Regions from separate parts of the Homo sapiens genome. Here all the other regions are linked to region 1. A link is a contact called in ENCODE Hi-C or POLR2A ChIA-PET data. All regions are on one chromosome and are shown on one strand. The core of a region is the stretch at or near the end of the contact, and the rest is flanking DNA. Distances in the headings are between cores, read along the strand shown. Region 1 holds the start of MORF4L1 (mortality factor 4 like 1). Region 2 holds the start of ARID3B (AT-rich interaction domain 3B). Region 3 overlaps MPI (mannose phosphate isomerase). Region 4 holds the start of RPS17 (ribosomal protein S17). Region 5 holds the start of SIN3A (SIN3 transcription regulator family member A).

The links. A loop is a pair of places that touch in the nucleus more often than their neighbours do. ChIA-PET counts read pairs that join two places held with the same protein, here RNA polymerase II (POLR2A). Pooled maps may share reads with other maps.
Region 2: a loop to region 1 is called in a map of CD8-positive, alpha-beta T cell, with 20 times the contacts of the local background. The contact joins the promoter of ARID3B here to the promoter of MORF4L1 in region 1. A Hi-C loop is called at or near these places in 2 of 168 maps with a recorded cell type or tissue (CD4-positive, alpha-beta T cell and CD8-positive, alpha-beta T cell) and 6 of 50 pooled maps. POLR2A ChIA-PET finds 5 or more read pairs at or near these places in 1 of 52 experiments (A673).
Region 3: POLR2A ChIA-PET joins it to region 1 with 10 read pairs in AG04449. The contact joins the enhancer-like site here to the promoter of MORF4L1 in region 1. POLR2A ChIA-PET finds 5 or more read pairs at or near these places in 3 of 52 experiments (AG04449, CD8-positive, alpha-beta memory T cell and Panc1).
Region 4: a map of naive thymus-derived CD4-positive, alpha-beta T cell shows a loop between it and region 1 (19-fold over the local background). The contact joins the promoter of RPS17 here to the promoter of MORF4L1 in region 1. A Hi-C loop is called at or near these places in 1 of 168 maps with a recorded cell type or tissue (naive thymus-derived CD4-positive, alpha-beta T cell) and 6 of 50 pooled maps. POLR2A ChIA-PET finds 5 or more read pairs at or near these places in 1 of 52 experiments (BJ).
Region 5: a loop to region 1 is called in a map of CD8-positive, alpha-beta T cell, with 6 times the contacts of the local background. The contact joins the promoter of SIN3A here to the promoter of MORF4L1 in region 1. A Hi-C loop is called at or near these places in 2 of 168 maps with a recorded cell type or tissue (CD4-positive, alpha-beta memory T cell and CD8-positive, alpha-beta T cell), 1 of 37 single-sample maps with no recorded cell type and 11 of 50 pooled maps. POLR2A ChIA-PET finds 5 or more read pairs at or near these places in 5 of 52 experiments (CD4-positive, alpha-beta T cell, Caco-2, T-cell and 2 more).

Annotation. Positions count from the first base shown.
Region 1 is chr15:78,870,945-78,874,955 of GRCh38, reverse strand. MORF4L1 (mortality factor 4 like 1) reads right to left here and starts at 2,066. Exons shown (of 12, transcript NM_006791.4): 1 at 1,899-2,066. The coding sequence starts at 1,938. RefSeq lists silencers at 454-563, 1,565-1,624, 2,035-2,294 and enhancers at 1,215-1,454, 848-1,479.
Region 2 is chr15:74,538,946-74,542,956 of GRCh38, reverse strand. ARID3B (AT-rich interaction domain 3B) reads right to left here and starts at 1,737. Exons shown (of 9, transcript NM_006465.4): 1 at 1,627-1,737. It overlaps LOC124903528 (a long non-coding RNA gene), which reads left to right and starts at 1,869. Exons shown (of 2, transcript XR_007064719.1): 1 at 1,869-2,059. RefSeq lists enhancers at 742-801, 2,152-2,301, 1,876-2,417, 2,352-2,481 and silencers at 791-975, 1,492-1,851.
Region 3 is chr15:74,899,626-74,903,636 of GRCh38, reverse strand. It overlaps MPI (mannose phosphate isomerase), which reads right to left. Exons shown (of 8, transcript NM_002435.3): 8 at 1,418-4,011. It overlaps FAM219B (family with sequence similarity 219 member B), which reads left to right. Exons shown (of 5, transcript NM_020447.5): 5 at 851-3,645. The coding sequence ends at 1,018. Among named protein-coding and RNA genes, the nearest start is that of FAM219B, 5.2 kb to the left of the region's middle. Within about 2 kb of position 1,901, at least 5 of the 41 ENCODE cell types and tissues checked have a DNase peak (open chromatin) inside an H3K27ac peak, as active enhancers do.
Region 4 is chr15:82,537,696-82,541,706 of GRCh38, reverse strand. RPS17 (ribosomal protein S17) reads left to right here and starts at 1,250. Exons shown (of 5, transcript NM_001021.6): 1 at 1,250-1,281; 2 at 1,575-1,726; 3 at 2,722-2,827; 4 at 3,336-3,401. The coding sequence starts at 1,279. RefSeq lists an enhancer at 393-894 and silencers at 1,014-1,113, 1,124-1,243.
Region 5 is chr15:75,449,721-75,453,731 of GRCh38, reverse strand. It overlaps SIN3A (SIN3 transcription regulator family member A), which reads left to right and starts at 2,042. Exons shown (of 21, transcript NM_001145358.2): 1 at 2,042-2,309. RefSeq lists enhancers at 1-57, 627-1,158, 1,388-1,437, 3,148-3,277, 2,705-3,624 and 2 more and silencers at 2,078-2,177, 2,398-2,897.

The DNA of each region.
Region 1 (4,011 bases), core at 817-3,316:
GTGGTGGTTTTTTTCGGGGTTTAGGGGGAGCAATTACACTGTTAATTGAAATACTAAACTTGGGAGATAGAAAAAAAAATCTTCCTCAATTTCACGCACCGTCTCAATTAATGCACTGACTCTAGATTAAGAATATCTGCTCTAAAATGTCTAGTAAAATAATGAACCCATAGGAGGTAGAGTCAACAGCTTCTCAAGGTGAGAGAGGGGTATTAAAAGTCACACGGCCGAGAGCGATGCCTCACGCCCGTTAACCCCCCACAACTTTGGGAGGCCGAGGCGGGTGGATCGCTCAAGCCCAGGAGTTCGAGACCAGCCTGGGCAACATGAAACCCCGTCTCTACCAAAAATACAAAAAAAAAAAAAAAAAAAGAAAGAAAAAGAAAAGAAAAAACAAAAACCCTAAAAAACAAAACAGAACAAAACAAAACTTAGCCGGACGTGATGGCGCGCGTCTGTGATCCCAGCTACTTGGGAGGCTCGCTTTAGCCCGGGTGGGGGGCAGAGGTGAGCCGAGATAGCGTCACTGCACTACAGCCTGGGTGACAAACATCGTCTCAAAAATACAAACAAAAAAAGTCACTCATTAACAAAATACCCCTAAAACCTCCTTAAATATTCCATAAACTTAAAATACGCAGTACTACGGTTTGAGGTTTACGGCTCTAAAAGGAATTCTAATGCAAGTCTAAAAACCCCTAGAACAAAAATCGTACGCATGTAGACATCGTATTTACGGTAACTAGCATAAATTTCCATAGCAATGAAAAGGAATGTTAAAGTGTTCCTCCTTTCTCAACAGGACTTTACTTCCTTTTTAGCTATTAGACCTCCACCTTATTATACGTTAACTGAAGCGTTGTGAAAATTTAAAGAGCTGCCTTCCACTGGGAGTCAGTCTAACCTTACCCAAAACTCATGTCAATCGAAAACCAATTAATAAAAAGAAATTCAACTTTCAAGTCATTGTTAAACACTGCAACTAATCAAACAATTACTGCATTTAAAAAATGACGTCGAGGCAATGGGACTTACAAATGCAAACGGCGTCAACACTGCATTCAGATCATTTTTATTTACTTTTTACGAGCAACTGCAAAGCGAGAGCTCACTCACATTACCATAGGATCTCGGCACTGCGCCCAAGAATAGCAGAGTGATGCCTCCAGGCAACACAAAGCGGAGGAAAACGCTCATCTCACTTTTTTTTTTCTGTCCCCACCCACCACTCTGTGGTATGCGGAGGGCCCCGGCAACCTTCTGGTCGTCGTGGAAGGGGGCGCTGCATCTGCCCGTAAGCTGTGCCTCCATACGGGACCGAGACGCCGGCGGCCATGATGGCGCCGCCATCTTGCAACGGCCATTTTACAACGCACTTCTCCCGCCCCGTGGCGCCAAACCCACCCCCATCCGCAGCTGAGTTGCCACCGAACGCAACCACCCCGGGGCTCCAGGAAGCACCGAAAAACCCGTCGTAGCTGCCCAAGCGGCCGGGCGCGCCGCAGGACCGCCCGAAACAGCCACCGCCCCTCCCCCCCCGCCGCCACATCACTTCCCCTAACCGCCGCCATGGCGCTCCCGTCGCCTCCCTACAATAGGCTGCTCTCTCCGCGCCCTCTTCCTCAGAACAATAACAAACACTTGACGAGGGTGTGCCACGCGCCAAACGCTCTCTCTCCCACTCTAACGCCTGCGCAGCACTCTCGCTTCACAAAGCGCTTTCTCACAATGACGCACCGGAATTGCCATCCGCAATGCGCTTTCCCCGCACAAAGCACTGACCGCCGCCTTCTCAGGGCGCAGCCCGCGCCGCCCCCGGCCCTCAAGCCTCAATCACCTCGAGCCCGCCTCTATCTCCTGCGCCGTTAGGTGCCTTTTTCCCAAAGGCGCACACTCACCCTCCTGGAATTTAGGCTTCGGGTCCTGCTTCGGCGCCATTTATAAGTGATTCGCCGCCTCCTCCTTCTCCCACCACCCCCGACTACCGCCCCCTACTCTCTACCCCACCCAACTCCGCGTCAGACGCGCCGTCAGGCACTGCCAGCTCTACATCCTGGGCCGGATTTGCCAGCGCCCGCAGACCTCACAGCACCGCGACCCGCGCAGCCGCTGCTCCAGCCAACGACAGCCCGCCGCGCACGCGCCCCTGCGCCCGCGCCGCCCCAGGGCACGCCGGGACTGGTAGTTCGGAGTCGGTGGAGGCGCCCCCCCCCCCCCCCCGGGTGGGGGAGGGGCCGGCTACCCTACCCCACCCCACCCCCGCTTCTCTCTCCATGCCCCCGGCTGCTGCGGGTTGGTAAAGCGGGGATTTGATTTCGTGGGAGGTTAAGGCGGAGCTGGCGATGGGGGAGAGTGGGGGTGGTGAGCCACCAGTGATAATAGAATGGGAAAGGCCCAGTTGCGACGTCCCTTGGGCAAATAAGCCCCCGTTGATGTTGAAGTAGTCGGAGAGAATAGGGCTGGCTCGGAAACCTACATTCAATAGCATTCCGCTAGTTTTTGCATAGAAAGGCTTTAGGATCAGCAAGAGGGTGGGAACTGGGGTCCGCTTCTGGAAGCTTCGTTGTTTAGCAACCCCACTGCGGAGCCTATTTGGTGGGATTGATAGCCATTTGTTGGCTCCTAGGTCTACCTCCTCTTCTCCAGCCCAGCCTTGCGGAAATGAGGATGATGACGTGGGAAACACTAGTCACGCTTTAGCTTTTTGAGATAATGGAGCTCTGCTTTCTGAAAAAGGCTAGTGTGAATATGTCAACGTCTGTATTCCGTACCTGCCCTGTTTGTGCTTCTTGTCACTCTAAACAAACGGATTTCTTCAATATTATACCTTTTTTTTTTTTTCTGAGATGGAGTGTCGCTCCGTTGCCCAGACTGGAGTGCAGTGGCGCGATCTCTGCTTACTGCAGCCTTCGCCTCCCAGGTTCAATCGATTCTCCTGCCTCAGCCTCCGGAGTAGCTGGGATTACAGGCATGTGCCACCACGCCCAGCTAATTTTTGTATTTTTAGTAGATACTGGGTTTCACCATGTTGGCCAGGCTGGTCTGGAACTCCTGACCTCGTGATCCGCCCGGTTTGGCCTTCCAAAGTTCTGGGATTACAGGCGTGAGCCACCGTGCCTGGCCTAAACAAACGGATTTATGTCGTTCCCTGTTCAAAAACAACTTTGTTGGCTAAGCTGCAAAATAGCACCATTTCCGTCAGTTTATTGTGAGAATTACATATACGGGCTTAGCGCGGTACCCAACAATGAATAAGTGCTCAATGAACTTTAGACGATAAATCTCAAAGTCCTTAGCCTGGTATTTAAATCCTTCCACAAACAGCCCTTAGCCTACCTGCATCCCCTATGTAAACCTTTATCCTCCTACGCAAACCTTTGTCTCCATGACTTTTCTTTTTTTTTTTTTTCTTTCTGAGACGGAGTTTCCCTCTTATTAACCAGGCTGTAGTGCAAAGGCGCGATCTCAGCTCACTGCAACCTCTGCCTCCCAGGTTCAAGCGATTCTCCTGCCTCAGCCTCCCGAGTAGCTGGGATTACAGGCATGTGACACCACACCGGGCTAATTTTTGTGTTTTTGTAGAGATGGGGTTTCTTCATGTTAGTCAGGCTGGTCTTGAACTCCCGACCTTAGGTGACCCGCTGGCCTCGGCCTCCCAGAGTGCTGGGATTACAGGCGTGAGCCACTGCGCCCAGCCTGTCTCCATGGCTTTTCTAAGCCCTCCCCTGCCCGGGTTCCACACCCCACCAATTCCGGGCCCCTCTCCATTTATCTGACTTCCATTTCTCCTTCAGTCTTTTTAACACAACCCCTTCTCTGACAACAGAAACCCACAAAAACCTTCCTTATTCCAGTTGAATATACACCATCTTGTCACGACTACTTCTCGCAAGCTTGTCCAACCTGTCTTATTTTGTTGTTGTTTTGTTTTGTTTTGTTTAGGCTTTTAGCACCCTGAAGCCATGGTTTTTAGTTTCAGTCTCTAGTGATAAGTGGAAAAGGGGGATGAGG
Region 2 (4,011 bases), core at 488-2,987, 4.3 Mb after region 1:
AAAAGTCTTTCGGGCCAAAAGCATTCTGGGGGCAGGTTTATCTGCATTCTTACCAATCAGTCTCCAAACACACATCACTTTCACACCCTCTTCTCCTTTTACTCCCCCACCTCTCCCCTGCAGGCCCTCACCCCCAACAAACTTCACTTGAGTTATGTTTCTTCAGCAAGTCTCCATAACTGAATGGATTACTATGCAAGGGCAATTTTAGGTGAACAGGACTTGCAACATGGCGTACAATTTTGTCATCACATGAAAGAAGCTGCACTGCACATGTTGGGACTTGATATCTGCATTGTTCCAGTGTTTTAGGATTGGGTCGAAAGACAAAAAACAAAGTGTCTTTAGTATCTTCAAAAATTCACGGAGAAGTAATCACATCTTCAGCAATAAAAACTGCTTGGATTTAAGATTTTTTCCAGGTTAGAGTAAAAAAGGGTACAATTTTTAAAGCTAGGCCAATTAGTAGAGATTAAAAATTCTCATTTTCTGTTTATCTTATAGCCCTGTTTGTGCCTTTTGTGTTCTGTGAAAGATTCGCATTCCAATTTGCCTCTTACTGCCTTTACTTCCTCTCTTGGCACTTCAGAAAGTGTGAGTTACGCTTGCAGCAATACTTTCATTCTGCTTTAGCTCTTCTTACAGTGTAAAAAAGCATGACAAGATTTACATCCACATTAAATTCAGTTGGCAAAAGTGTTCATTTAAAATGAAAACAATTTGGGTCAAAGAAAATTACAGAATAAAGCAAATAATTCGGTGTTCATTTTAAATGTCCTCATAGTCATTACAGTCAATCAATCACGATCGGAATAACTTCTCAACCAAGTCCTGCCAGTCACTGAACAACTGCTTCTTGTCTTGTGGCACCATCTTCTCTGAATGCTGTCCCCAGCAGAGGGGGAGGTGTCCCTCCCACAGCCTCTTATAGTAAGACTGAGATGACTCAGTTCTACAACTCAATACACACACCCTCCCCCAAAGAGCCCATTTTCCCGCAGTCCCTAAGCAGCCAGCGATCCAAACAATGCCACCTGCCTACATTTGGAGAACTTATGTCTCAAATCTAAACCTCTTCATCCCTTCACACGGGCCCCTCCCCCATTTCCCCTAAAGTTCCCGGACCACCAAGCCGGGTACAACGGACTACCTGCAGCTTTGAACCCGGCCTGCTGACCATTCCCCTGCTTTTGCTGCCGGATTCTTTTGGCCCCGGGCCCCTGTAAGCCCCACAGCCCACCTTCCCGGTCACCCCTGCACGCCTCCCCCCATTCTTTATTCACCTCCCCCCATTCAGCCCTATCATTTTTACCTCTACCAACCCTCCCAGCCAATCCGCTGGCTCTTCCGATGGCCCCCGCCCCACCTATCTGCGCGCCCACTCAGCTCCAGGGCCCCTCACCCTTCTCATCGCTTTATCTCAAACGCTTTATCTCAAATGCCCTAATGGGCACAGGGCGCTCGGGGCTCCCGCGGCGCTCTCACTTTCCTTCGCGGTCCCCGCGCCCCCGACTCGCGCATTCCCCTCTCTCTCTACACCTGCCTCGGCTCCTGGCCTCGGCCCCTCCACCTGTCGCAGCCTCCTCTCCCGCCATGCCTGAGGGAGCCCGGACCCGGGCCACTTACCTGTGCGGGGCACTCCGGGTTTTCGGGCGGCGGAGGAGGCGGCAGCTCAGGCCCCGGCGCGGCAGCTGCGTCTCGGACTCCTCCGCAGCCGGGGGCCACAGCCGGGGCGGGGCCCGCACCGGAAGCGGCGCCGCGGGGCTGGACCGCCAGCCAGGGGCGGGGGCGGGGGCGGGGCGGGGCCACAGGGGGCGGGGCGGGACCGAAGCCGGAAGCTGCTAGAAAGGGACCGGGGGGCGGGGTGGGACGAGGCGGAAGTGACTCCTACGGACCGCGCAGCCCGACTGAGTTGTGGGAGGAAGCGAATGGAAGCGGGCGGAAGCCTCGGCCAATGGCAAAGTGCGGACACAGAGGGGTTCCGGTGTGAGCACTTCCGCGGGGAGTTGAAAAGAGCTGGGCGGGAGATCGTGTTCTCCGAGCGTTTTCTATTGCGGAGGTTGGTGTGGCTTGGGCGGTTGGCTGGGAGGAAAGTAACTAAAGAGCAGAGGAGTGTAGGGTTTGCCGTCGCTTCGGTCCCCTCCTCAATCTCCTGCCTTCAAGCCGGTCTTCCTCAGAGGTTCTCGTGTTTAGATCAGCTTGTCTCTAAACTTCTCCGCTCCTTCCTGGGACAGAGACCTGGCTGTCCCGAGAATGTTGCGTCCCTTGAAACTTTCTCACATGAATTAGTATTCTCAGGTCTCAGTTTGCAGAGGTCGGGATTATGTGCCAGGTGCTGTCACCTCTTGTAAAAACACTTGCTTCTTCAGCCCTTCCCCTTAGACTCTGTCACCTACTTCACCCCGTTTGGAGATAATCTGCCGATCTGTGTATCCAGCTCCTTGTCTGTCTCCCGTCTGACCATCTTTGATAATTTCAGAGCCTATGTGGCCAACCCATTCAACATCGGGCCTCGTCTTTAGCGACCCTTATATCAGCCTCCCAATCCCAGTTAAAACCTGGACCTTGTCCCTCCAAACGCTATCGCGTCACGACTCAGTAATTTGAACAACCCTCTTTTCAACCACAGCCTGCTATTCTCTCAGCTTGACTACTTTTGAATTATAGGCCTGATGCAGTAGCTCACGCCTGTAATTTCAGCACTTTGGAAGGCTGAGGCAGGCGAATCTCTTGGGCCCAGTAGTTGGAGAGCAGCCTGGGCAACAAGGCGATACCCCATCTCTACAAAAAATACAAAGTTTAATGAGGCGTTTTGGCGCATGCCTGTGGTCCCATCTACTCGGAAGGCTGAGGTGGGAGATCACCTGAGCCCAGGAGAGGCGGAGGTTGCAGTGAGCCATGATTGTGCCACTGCACTCCAGCCTGGGTGACAGAGACACTGTTCCCCCCCCCCAAAAAAAATAGAATTACAGCATAACTGTTATTACTGTTATTTCACTTTTTTTTTTTAGAAGGAGTCTTGCTCTGTCGCCCAGGCTGGAGTGCAGTGGCGCAACCTCAGCTCACTGCAACCTCCGCCTCCTGGGTTCAAGCAATTCTACTGCCTCAGCCTCTCGAGTAGCTAGGATTACAGGTGTGCGCCACCAAGCCAGCTAATTTTTGCATTTTTAGTAGAGACAGGTTTCGCCATGTTGGCCAGGCTGGTCTCGAAGTCCTGAACTCAGGTGATCCGCTCGCCTCGGCCTCCCATAGTGCTGGGATTACAGGCGTAAGCCACTGCACCCGGCCTGTTCTTTCACTTTATCAGAGCAGAGCATCTAATCGGTTGAAAGCCTCTACTTTATCTCTTATACATTAATCCCCTCTTCACTTCCTTCCTTATCCATTTTAGATTCAGTGGTACATTAATACAGTCCTGCCCCTACTTAATCTTAATCCCACCACAACACTCCTTTTTCCCCAACGAAATCCCTCACCCTGGATGGACCTATGTGTTTCTCCTTGCTTGTACCTTGTCATAGAAAGTTGTCCTGTTGCTGGGCGTGGTGGCTCATGCCTGTAATCCCAACACTTTGGGAGGCCGAGGTGGGCGGATCACGAGGTCAGGAGTTAGAAACCAGCCTGGCCAATATGGTGAAACCCCGTCTCTACTAAAAATACAAAAATTAGCTGGGTGTGGTGGCGCATGCCTGTAGTCCCAGCTACTGGGGAGGCTGAGGCAGAAGAATCGCTTGAACCTGGACGGCGGAGGTTGCAGTTAGCCGAGATCACGCCACTGCACTCCAGTCTGGGTGACAGAGCAAGATTTCATCTCAAAAACAAAAAAATTGTCCTGTTGAGGCCGAGCACGATGGCTCATGCCTGTAATCCCAGCACTTTGGGAGTCCGAGGCGGGTGGATCACCTGAGGTCAGGAGTTTGAGACCAGCCTGACCAACATGGTGAAACCCTGTCTACTAAAAATACAAAAATTAGCCGGGCGTGGTGGTGAAGACCTGTAATCCCTGCTACT
Region 3 (4,011 bases), core at 652-3,151, 4.0 Mb after region 1:
TTTTTCTTTTTCTTTTTTTTTTTTTTTTTTTTTTTTGAGACAGAGTCTCACTCTGTGGCCCAGGCTGGAGTGCAGTGGCATGATCTCAGCTCACTGGAAGCTCCGCCTCCCAGGTTCACGCCATTCTCCTGCCTCAGCCTCCCGAGTAGCTGGGACTACAGGCGCCCGCCGTCACGCCTGGCTAATTTTTTCTATTTTTTAGTAGAGATGGGGTTTCACCATGTTAGCCAGGATGGTCTCGATCTCCTGACCTCGTGATCCACCTGCCTCGGCCTCCCAAAATGCTGAGATTACAGGCGTGAGCCACCACGCCCAGCCTTATTTTTCTTATGTTCAGTGAACTGATGAAACCAACCAACAAATTCCACTTTGCAGGAACCCACCTCTGTTGGCATCAAAGGATAAGTCTAACCAGCAGTGTGTAGACAAAGCTGCTCACCACCCCCTTCCACTGTAACCCATGCTCTACTACGCTAGCCCATTGTTCTGTTATTATCCCATATTCTTCAGCTTTGATAGGGACTAGTCTGGGCTCCCAGTGGGAACTGTCAGAGCACTGATTTTCAAACATATTGGGAACTCGATATTTACATGAATGCCTCAGGATTTAGTGAGAACAGATCCCTGGGGGTCAGTGACAGTGAAGTCTGGACAGTACTAAGGCTTACTGCTGGCTGAGGCACAAGTAGGAGAAGGTGGTACTTCCTCCTGTAGTCCAGGGATGTGTGGGGTTGGCCTGGGGTGGGACATGGACAGGAAGCCCTGGTAACGGAATGTGGTTCTGTCTTTTGGGTAGCAGTTACTTCTGCTTTGCATCTTGGCCTATAGTTCCCTCCTCTCCTTCTCTTAGCAGGTGAACCAGGATGTGAGCCGGCAGCTGCTTCAGGATGGGTATCACCTGGATGAGATTCCAGATGACGAGGACTTGGACCTCATCCCCCCTAAGCCCATGGCCTCTTCAACATGCTCCTGCTGCTGGTGCTGTCTTGGGGACTCTTCTTCCTGTACCCTCCAGTAGACATTACCCTCCAAGGTGGGCCCTGCTCACCATGAGGCCTACAGAGCCCTGTTGGCCACTCATAGCTCACACAGTGCAGTGAGCACTGAAGTCACTGACCCCTAGAAAGTGACCTGCAGGTAGCCCTTACCTGTTGCTTCTCAGGCCAGAGGCCCCCATCTGGGCTGTGGGCTGATAGGTAGAATTCTGTAGTTTTCCTCTGCTGTTGGAGCAGAGTTTGGAGAAGTCACTTTAATAAGGGCAAGACAGAAAATTCTGGTTCTTATGGTGGGTGACAAAGGTGGCTAAGGAAAACACTTGCAGACAGCTTGATTGGTATTTGTCATAGTGCTTCAGGGAGGCAAAAAGGGAGCTCTTGTGCCCAGGCTGTGCTAGATAGTGTTGAATGGAGGCAGAAAATAGCACTTTATGGTTTATTATAGCTGGCAATCCAAAAAAGAAACTGTTTGAGACCAGTTCGAGAAATTCCGTTTGCTCTATTCTTCCTAGCTCTAAGATGGTTTGCAGGCTTGACCTTCAAGACAGCATAAAGTGAGTCCTTTTGTCCCTCTTCAGGTTGCACCTGTCTAACTATGACAGGGATCATAGCAGGTTGCTTAATGATACAGCAGGATCCTGGCTTCCAGAATCCCTGGACCTGGGGCATCCCCAACTGGTCCAACCGTCCGGGTGAGTTTAGTGATTCTGGTTTGCCCTTCCCTAGTTAGAGAAAAACTGCTCTGACATGTTCATATTTATTTATTTGTATTTCCTTGGTCTGGGTGAGTTTCTTCACCCAGTCTTTGAGCTAAAGATTAGGTCGAAGGTACTGGGGCTGGCCCCAGAAGCCTGCAGTTTTTATTATTACCAGCAGAGGGAGCTACAGGGAGCAGTCCGGTGCCTTCCTATTGTTTACTTTTTAAACTTTTGAGAAGTAGCAATGGACTCGTGAGAGTGGGTATACAGCTGTGTGGGCTTTGTCCTAGACTGAGGCTTACAGACAGGAAGGGTAAGAGAGACCTAAGCCAGCTCCTAGACCCTTGCCTGAGGAAATCAGTCCACCAGTGTAGAGGGCCTCCCTTCACTCCAGCATGGACCATTCTATTGCCAGATTCTTCTGGTCACAGCATGGGCCTTACTGGATACTCAGGATTGGGCTTTAAGCAGACCTCTGGGTGTGACACAGCCTCTTTCAGCCCCCAGCCCAAACAGCAGAAATAGGCATAATTTCTGCTGTGACACCCCCTACCCACAAATTGGAGAGTATATCTTGCTATACTCTATACCAAGCCTCTTTCTAGAATTTTTCCAACAGGTTTTGTTTTGTTTTTTGGCTTAACTCAGAACCATGGTGAGCGTTCTGCTTTGTTTTGTTGGAGACAGGGTCTCTGTCACCCAGGCTGGAGTGCAGTGGTGTAATCACAGCTCACTGCAGCCTCAACCTCCCAGGCCCAAGCAGTCCTCCCACATGGTGAGCTTTGAATGGGCATAGACAGGGTTCCCAGCCCAATAGTCGGGATTGGGGTATAGGTTCTACATGGGAAAGTATCCAGTCTCTTGCTTTACTCAGTGTCCTGTGACCACCAGAGGCATGAGAGGGACAACACACTCTTTTCGCTCTACCACAAGGGGTGACTAGAAGATGAGCAAGTCTAATAAAAAGATACGGCCTTATTTGTTATTTGTCTGACAACCATCCTTACGATGGTAATCCTGTGAGTGCCTGATGGACATCTATCTTTGTGTTTTTCTCAAACCATGGAAGGTTGAGAGGAATATACAGTATCTGGGGGCTGACTTACTCTACTAGCTAGGAGCATCACAGCAGAGAGATAGGACAGAGACCAGAGTCATGCCAGCTTGGGGTCTTGGGAAGAGAGGCAGATGGTTACTCTGTTCTGGAATGGGACTCTGCAGCTCTATGCAGTGGCCAACATTCTGAGCACTTTGTGCAAATGCTTGTAGAGCTCAAGAACATCTCCATCCAGAACCCCTTCCCCATCTGCAGAGACCATGTCCAGGCCTTTCTTGTGTCTGCAGAGGTGAAGTGCACATGTGGAAAGGGATCAAATGTAGCACAGTGTAAAGAAAGACAGCAACACAGGTAGAGGGACCCAGTGTGTGCTGGGAGGTGGCTGTGGAAGGTAAGTATAGACCTACATCTCTGTTGGGGAGGTGGTCAGGGCAGAATGGCCTGGGTGTTTAGCAGCTTCTAGGGGTGAGGGTGGCAGGACCCCAAAACCAAGGCCCTCTGCATCGTTGTTGTAATAATCAGCTCTGGCATATTCAGCTGCAACTGTCCCTGAAGAAGAGGTTTCTGAGCTGGCTGACCCCATGTAGGAGGGTGTTACCTTGTAGAAAAAGCTGGAGGGACCTGGTGGGACAGTGCAGTGAGGCAGGGTAGAAATGGTCAGTTGTTTAGGGCCAGTGGCCACATACCAAAATACCACCAATGTGCCCAGGGCCAAACTGCCTTAATTCTGAGTGCTGTGTGTTCTGCAGGTGACAGTTTCCTGAGGAGAGGGGTGTATCCAGGCTTACCTCCCAGCAGGAGTGGTACCATATGGTGTTTATGTACTACTCTATAGAACTCTTGGCTTGCACTTCTACAGCTCTGTACATTTATAAGAATAAATGCAATCACACTAGTTGAGCTGTGTCTGTGTTGCAGTGGATTTTAAAGGCCTTGGCCAGGCACAATGGCTCATGCTTGTAATCCCAGCACTTTCAGAGGCTGAGGCAAGCAAATCACAAGGTCAGGAGTTTGAGACCAACCTGACCTTACCTGGAATTGTAGATCCTGTCACCCCGTCTCTACTGAAACCCCGTCTCTACTAAAAATACAAAAACTTAGCTGGGTGTGGTGGCAGGCGCCTGTAGTCCCAGCTACTCAGGAGCTGAGGCAGAAGAATCGCTTGAACCCAGTGGGCGGAGGTTGCAGTGAGCTATCGCGCCACTGCACTCCAGCCCGGGAGACAGTGCGAGACTCCGTCTCAAAAAAATAAAAGTTAAGA
Region 4 (4,011 bases), core at 1-2,500, 3.7 Mb before region 1:
AATCGCTTGAACTTGGGAGGCAGAGGTTGCAGTGAGCCGAGATCGCGCCACTGCACTCCAGCCTGGGCGACAGCAAGACTCCGTCTCAAAAACAAAAACAAAAACAAAAACCCTGATCTTTCACTTCGGGCCTGACAGCAGCTTGACTGGAAGTTTGCTCCCGCAGTTCTGAGATTCTGGCCTTTTCTTTTGTCCCATTGGTACTTTTTGCTGCCAGGGTTTCCTGTCCTTCAGGTTTCCATCCCCAATCAGTTGAGAGTCCGACTGGAGTACCCAAGGTGCGTTGAGGAATGAGGCACAGCCCTGGGCTTAACTCATCCAGCCTGGCCAGCTCAGCCTTCCCCTGTCAGGTGGGAGCCTAGGATTGCTGTCAGCCCAGGGAGCAGAGTTGGAAGAAGGGGGCAGGGCCCTACCTAGGCTGCGGCCCATCGGGGCAGCCTGCGCTGGTGGCTTCGGAAGGCCCTGGTTTGAGGATGGGTGCGGCAGGAACAGCCTGAAGATAGTGGATGGAGAAGGTACCTGAGGTGTTGGGAGCTCTGCTGGTGAGCTGGGCCCTTCACGTCAATGTTAGAGGTTGTTACGTGCTAGGCGCTGTTCAAGCACTGGGAATTAGCTAAACAAAATGACCATTACTGTCATGGAGCTCACCCCTAGTTGAGAAAAATAAGCCGAATCACACGGCAAGTGCTAGGAAATATAAGCAGGGATAGTGAGGGAGTTATTTTACCTAAGTTTGAAGGGAAAGCCCTCTGATAAGGCGACATTTGAGCAAAGGCCCGGAAGAAATGAGATACGTCTCGCCCAGTCGCACCCTGTCTCTACCTGACAAGTCTCCGGCCCGCGGACTGAGTGGGGGACCTGGGCGGCCGCCATCCCCCACTTCCTCATTGTTCCACGGCCCTGGATCGCCTTCTTTTCTCGGTCCTCCCGAGGACCGGATGCTTCTCCTCTCCCTGGCGTGTGTGGAAGAGATGGACGCTACGCTAGAGCACATCGCACGGGCGGTCCCATTAAAAATCAGATGGGGGAGAGAAGCGAGCCCAAGTCAACCGAGGGGAGCGGGGAGCGGAAAGGGAGGAGCCGTCGGGGGCGGGACAGACACCCTGCCCACCGGAGGGGCGCGCCACCGCCGCCCCCGCTCCACTCCGCCAGGGGGCGCTGTGTGGCTCCCGAGTAGGCTCAGAGCGACCGTGGCCGGGCGGAAGCGGCTTTCTGGCCTAAGCTTTAACAGGCTTCGCCTGTGCTTCCTGTTTCCTCTTTTACCAAGGACCCGCCAACATGGTAGGTGTTTTGGCTCGAGGCCGCCATCCTCCACAATCGTCCCCCATCTGCAGCTTCCCGCGGTCCTCAGCCCACAGAGAGGCCCTGGGCCGGGAAGGCGCAGAGCCCTGTCAGGCTGGAGCGCAACGGGCCGGCGGCTTCCGCATTAAGCCCGGCGCCCGGCACTGTTTAGCCGGGCCCTCTCCGGCTCAGCGCAGCCGGCGGTCCCCAACCACACCGGCCGGGGCTCGGCGCCGCACTCTTCCCAGAAGGTTGCGCTGGCTCGTGAGTGATCCTGTCCTCTCCACCCGCAGGGCCGCGTTCGCACCAAAACCGTGAAGAAGGCGGCCCGGGTCATCATAGAAAAGTACTACACGCGCCTGGGCAACGACTTCCACACGAACAAGCGCGTGTGCGAGGAGATCGCCATTATCCCCAGCAAAAAGCTCCGCAACAAGATAGCAGGGTGAGTCGGGCCTTCCTCGGCCTCCGGGGCTCCGCGATCTGTTTGTGTGCTCTGCCGCCCTCCGACTCGGGAAGAGACGGTGCCTTGGTGGTTTCGTTAGCCTGAGACTCCCTGGTGTCCCGGAGAAGGGCTAGAGCTCTGCGTGTGCAGGATTTCTGTTGTGAACTTAGGCCTGTGTCATGACTGGCCGCGGTGACCCTGGGTCGAAGGTAGCCACCGTCAGACCTCTTGCTTTGAAGCTACGTTGCTTTTAGTTGTCAACTTTTTTCTTTCTTTTTTTTCTTTTTTTTTTGAGACGGAATCTTGCCCTGGCGCCCAGGCTAGAGTGCAGTGGCGCCATCTCGGCTCACTGCAACCTCCGTCTCCCGGGTTCAAGCGATTGTCATGCCTCAGCCTTCCCAGTAGCTGGGATTAGAGGCACGTGCTACCACACTCGGCTAATTTTTGTATTTTTAGTAGACAACAGGGTTTCACAATGTTGACCAGGCTGGTCTCGAACACCTGACCTCAAGCGATCCGCCCGCCTCGGCCTCCCAAATTGCTGGGATTACAGGCGTGAGCCACCTCGCCCGGCTGGATGTCAACTTCTAATGCTTACTTCACAGTTGCAGTTACTGTTCGAGAGATTTATAGGCATATGGCCTGGAAGAATAGTGCCAAAGTCAACGTATTAATTGCCAAGTTATGTGAATTTGAAATTGGAAGAAAATGAAGGCTGTGAAGGGTCGTGAAACTGCGGGGCGGGGCGGGGCGAGTTGGGGGTGGGGCGCTTGATCATCATGAAGGAGAGTTTGAATAGAGAGTGAGAAACCAAGGGGAAGGAATGCTCAGGCCAGTGGAGGTTCTATGTGTAGGAGGTCCCAGGATAGTGAGTCCTCTTCCTTCTCACTGTGGAAAAGAACTAAAGCGGGTATTTATATATGCACATGTGCTCAGTACCAGGTGGGAGTTGATTTGTCTTCTCACTGTTCTCTTTGGCTGTGTGTGCTTTGTAGTTATGTCACGCATCTGATGAAGCGAATTCAGAGAGGCCCAGTAAGAGGTATCTCCATCAAGCTGCAGGAGGAGGAGAGAGAAAGGAGAGACAATTATGTTCCTGAGGTAAACTTTCTGGATATTTGGGCTTCTGGCTAATCCTCAAATGATAAAGCTATGGGTTCTTGGCTTCCAAAGGGACCTCAGCTGAATCTGAGACCTTTAATCCATACATTCCATAACCAGCTGTGGGTGCCCATAGGCCCCCTACCAGTTTCTTAGCCTCCATTCTGCTCTTCTGGAACCAGTTAAGTCTATTCCATATTTCATGAGAGCCCTTAATGTTGATTTGATGACTGCTGTCGTGGCTCGATTGTTTGCCCCTAATATAGTATTCTTTGGTGTAAACACAGACTTCAAGTGTTCTGAATACTGAATGAGGGCATGGGAAGGTAAGGCCAGAAGAACAGGTCATCGGGGTCTGTAATACTGTAAGAGACTGCTCACCTTGTGAGAGGAATGCTATCCTTGTGCAGCTCCTCTTCCCCATATTTAAGAACCTGGGGAGAGGAGGAGGAGAGGTGAGTGATAATCTCATTGATTGGTATTTTGACCCTACCTCGTTTCCTTGTAGGTCTCAGCCTTGGATCAGGAGATTATTGAAGTAGATCCTGACACTAAGGAAATGCTGAAGCTTTTGGTAAGTGTTTGCTGGATTCCTAAAGTGGTATTTTCCTGGTCAAAAACCATCAGTAGGTCTTATTATCCAAGGTCACCCAGCTAGTAAGTGGCAGAGTTGGGAATCCCATCTAAACTTGTAGCCACTAAACTGGACTGCTTTCATAAGGGGTGTAGCGGAAGTTGTGTGCATTGAGTTAGTTCGCCACAAGATCATGATTCCCAAATCTAGTGGCTTCCAGGACACCTTTTCTCTCTTGGCTGCTTCTGTTCTTGGTTTTATAGCTGGCTTACGTTGCCCCCTTTGTGTCAGCCCTGGCTGAATCTGCCTGCTTTTCTTCTGTGAAGGCATTCCTTTGGTGTCTCCATGCTAACCACTCAGAAATGAGCTTTGGTCCATTTCCAGGTACATACAAGGCACTACTTAGGTAGTTCACGAGTATCTTCATTGCACTTTGATGTTTTTTCTATGGCTTATCTTAGTCCTTTTGCATACTTGGGTGAAAGCATGGGCTTCATGGGCGGTTGGTGATTTTGAACAACTTCATTTTTCCTATTTTTATGGTCATTAAATGTTTAAGACACTCAAAAAGGTAGTAGCAAAATGAACTCACATGTACTTTCCCAGCTTC
Region 5 (4,011 bases), core at 793-3,292, 3.4 Mb after region 1:
TTTCCGTGCCCCTTGACTTCCCTGAGCTTAAGCTCGAGAACTCTGCAGACGCTGCAAGTGTCTGTTCTTTCCTAGGCATGGCAGCGGCTGTCCTTAGTTGGCTGTATCTGAGACTCTGACAACCTAGTGCCCTGGCCTGGGGCCCTTAGGCGAGATCTTAGCGCAGGTGGTACCCTGTGTTCACGGGAAGTCGTGGGCGGCCTAATGCTGGCTTGGGTTCTGAGTAGTTCTTGATACCATGGTGGGAATGCCCTGTGGTACTCAGTCTAGTGGTGGAAGGCGGCGCAAAGTTAAAAGTAGCCGTGGGTCAGTTCTGCTGGAGTGCCGCTTCCTCCTAACCTCCGAGCAGTTTGGCCCTGGGGTCGCTTCGTTGGTCTGACTTATTTTTAGAGCTCTGTCCTGGGGCAGGGCTTGGCTACTGGCGAGGCTGCTCCCACCTGTCGGCTACCCTTGGAGTTCACAATTCGCTGCTGTGGTTTCGCGGCTCGAAGCCATCGCTGGAGTCAGGCCCACCTGCTGCCAGAGCTCGTTCCTGGCCGTTTCCGCTGGATTGCAGAGGGAGGACAGTGTTGGACCTAGGCGTGGGTTCCCTGGGCGTGTCCCTTGGGGTCTTAGCTCTCTGGGAGGAGGGTTCTACTTATTCGGGAGAGCGGTAACAACGTAATCCCGTCACCTCTCCTGGCGCTGAGAGAGCGCCCCCCAAAGTAAGATCAGCGTCAGGCCCACGCCCTATTTGGTGAATAAATAAAAGCAAACTAGGAATTGAAAGCACTTTGTCTCACTGTGTGTTCGAGGCACTGTTACCTACACAGAGAGGGCACAGGAACTGCTATTAACACTCCCGGCCAAGGAGAAGGTGAACAGCCGTTATCTTATGTCCCCAACTACGGAAATTTTATCCATTCTCTGAGTGTGGCATGTCCCCAATGTTAATTTATGCCGTGGCCTGTTTTGGTGTTTTCCTCTCCTTTCTCAGTTCTGAGGATGCCTCCAGATCCACCCGGGAGATCGTGAGTACCTTGTGCCTCACGCTCCGCCTTCCGGAGGCTTGCCAGGGCGGTGGCTGTTAGAGCCCGCCTCTCTTTTGGTTATCTCCGCCCTCTTAGGACTGCATATTCAGCTCTAGGGAGTTTACTTCTCCGCCTAGGTCTCCAGACCTTAGTTCTGTACTCTACTTGGCTGAAAGGAGTTGCCAGCTGCTCCGGATATTTGTGTTTACAAGGACGCAGTGTGTAGAATGTAAACTGTAAAGATAACTGGACGGAAGGATGAGTTCTCATTCTCTCATTTTTTTTGTGAGGGAGTCCTCCATGGTGGGCTGCCTTTCCTTCAAATCCTAGGATGTGGAGTCTCCGCTGATGAGCTCCGCTCCCCCTCCTATCTCGGGCCCTGGAACTCCGAGCTTCAGTCTCTAGTGTAAACATTCCACAAAAGGACTGCTAAGGTTCAGCCTCCTCGCGCAGGGTGGAATTAGCTCCTTCCTAGACGGGCGCCCTGGCCAATGGAGGGTCCTACCAGCGCCAAGATATCCAATCCGACTCTTGGGGCGGGGCCTGGCCCGGCAGTGCGGTAGGCGGAGCCTGTTTCACTTACAGACATTTTACCCCACATCGGTTACTTACCTTACTGGGGCGGTGGGAGAGCCAGGGGTAGCCTTCCAATGCGATGACCAGCGGAGGCGGGAGCCAACTTGTTAGGCCTGTGGCTGAGACGCTGCAGGGCGGGTTATGTGGTGTCCTCCAATGAGACAGGAAGAGCTTCCCTGCTTCCTCCAATAGTGTTGGGGCTCGGGGGTGGGCTTCAGCAGTCCGTCTCCAATAGGCGGGGTTGAGTTAGGGAAGCTCCCCGCCAATAGGGGCGTGGAGAAGGAGAGCGGCTCCCCCTCCCCTACCAGTCGAGGGGGAAGGGGCGGGAAAATCATAAGACAGGCCTCGGTGGTTGGCTGAGTCTTTGACGGGCGGGTATTGCGTCCTGTATTGGAACGAAGCTGAGTCTTCCCTCTGCGGGGCGGGGTCGGGGGAGTGGGCGGGATTTCCCGGGTAACAGAGAAGCGGCCGCGGCGGTAGAGGCGGCGGAGACGGTTTCTCCATCTTCCCCCCTCCCCTTCCCCCCTCGGAGTTTCCCTCCCTCCCTCCCTCCCTCCTTCCCAGTCTGGGCACCGGAGCCTGTGACCGCTTCGTTAGTGGAGAGGTAGCTGGCAGTCCGCTTCGGCGGGCCTGTGCCCCGCGCCGTTCTCGGGGCCTCCCTGCTGAGCTCGCGGCTCACGCTGAGAGGGACACGCAGTGACGAGCGGCCGAAGCAGCTTTGCGGTGAGAGCACGCTGGGCCGGGGGCCGGGCGGGAGCCTGGTGGCGGGTAACGCCGGACTCGAGGGTGTGTATTTTGGGGGGGGGGGGCTGACCTCCTCGGCTTCCCGTAGAGCAGACGGGCGGGAGGTGTGTGGTTGTGTGAGGGGGGTGGGGGGCGGAGCGGGGTAGCTCTCCGCGCGGGAGGGGGAGGAGAGCGTAGTCCCGGTGCGCGCGGAGGGGGGCGGGCTCTCGCGCCGCCGCTCAGAGGCGGGGCCGGCGCGCGCGTGCGATTGTGGAGAAAGGGGCGGGGCCGGCTTCGCGCTGAGTGCAGTTTGCGGCCGACCACCCCCTCCCCTCCTCCTGGGGTGGGCGGGGCCTCGGGCTGGCGGCCGCGCTCTGGCCTGCTGGGGTCGGGGAGGGGTAGGGGGGGGTCTCCCGCGTGTAGATTCAGGGCGCGGCAGGGAGGGGGCGTGAAGTCTGAGTTCCTCCGCCTTCTTGGGATCCGGTTGGCCGGAGGGGCCGTACTGATCCGTGATGCCACTCCCCTTGGCCGTCCCCCCCTGCACCCCGCCCAGGCCCCGGGTTTCCGCCTCCTTGGCAATGAGGAGGTGCTAGGGAAAGCCCGCTGTCGGGTCTGGCTGGGAGTCTCGGCGCCTAGATCTGCCCCGCCCTATGTCTCCGTGGGGAGGGAGGGGCACCCGCCGACTGGGAGCTGTGGAGGTGTCAGGACTTACTCTTGTGGCTGGGTCATGCCTTCTGCCTGGGGGCACAAGGGCCCTGTGCCGGAGCTGCTTTCTCCGCTTTGCTCCATGCAGCGTGTCTGGCACCGTGCAGCCAGGAGAGTGGGAGCATGGTCACCCCCACTCCCCTCTTGGTTGTAACTATTGGGGCGAAGTGCCCAAGGTCCTCTTGTAGGAGCGTGCGTGGCTGGTGCTGGAACCCTAGATCCGCGGTGGTGATGGTAGGGGAGGGGCAGGGAGTCATCAGAGACTAGAAATGTGGCGGAGGGAAAACCTTCCCTGGGGTTCCCTTGATGTTCAGTTACCGTGGCTGTACGGGGCGGGGCTTCCTTTGAGCCAATGGGTGGTGGGTAGTAGACTTGGCGTCTGTTTCGGTGCGTTAGGACTTTAAACGAAGTTAGCCTTGAAAAGGCAGTGGAAGCTCCTCCTCTTTACAAGGCTGAGATTTATAACAGGAAAGTTTGGATTTACATTTTAATCTCAAAACTGGTCTGTTTATAAAGTAGGGTTTGTTTTTTTTTTTTAAGAACTCAGACTTTGAATAAAATACTCCGATATCTCTGACAGTTGTATTTTTGAATGCTTTCATTGTGCACATGGTTCTGCTATATAAACTTAGTTTCCTGGACGGGCGCGGTGGCTCATGCCTGTAATCCTAGCACTTTGGGAGGCCGAGGCAGGTGGATCACTTGAGGTCAGGAGTTCGAGACCAGCCAGGCTTACATGGCGAAACCCTGTTTCTACTAAAAATACAAAAAAAAGCTGGGCGTGGTGGCAAGCGCCTGTAATCCCAGCTACTGGGGAGGCTGAGGCAGGAGAATCACTTGAACCCGGGAGGCGAGGGTGCAGTGAGCCGAGATGGTGCCATTGCACTGTAGCCTGGGCGACAGGAGCAAAACTCCGCCTCAAAAAACAACCAAAAAAACTTGGTTTCCTAAAGAATTTGCTATTTAGGTAACTATAGGTGAAAAGTCTTTTCTTTTT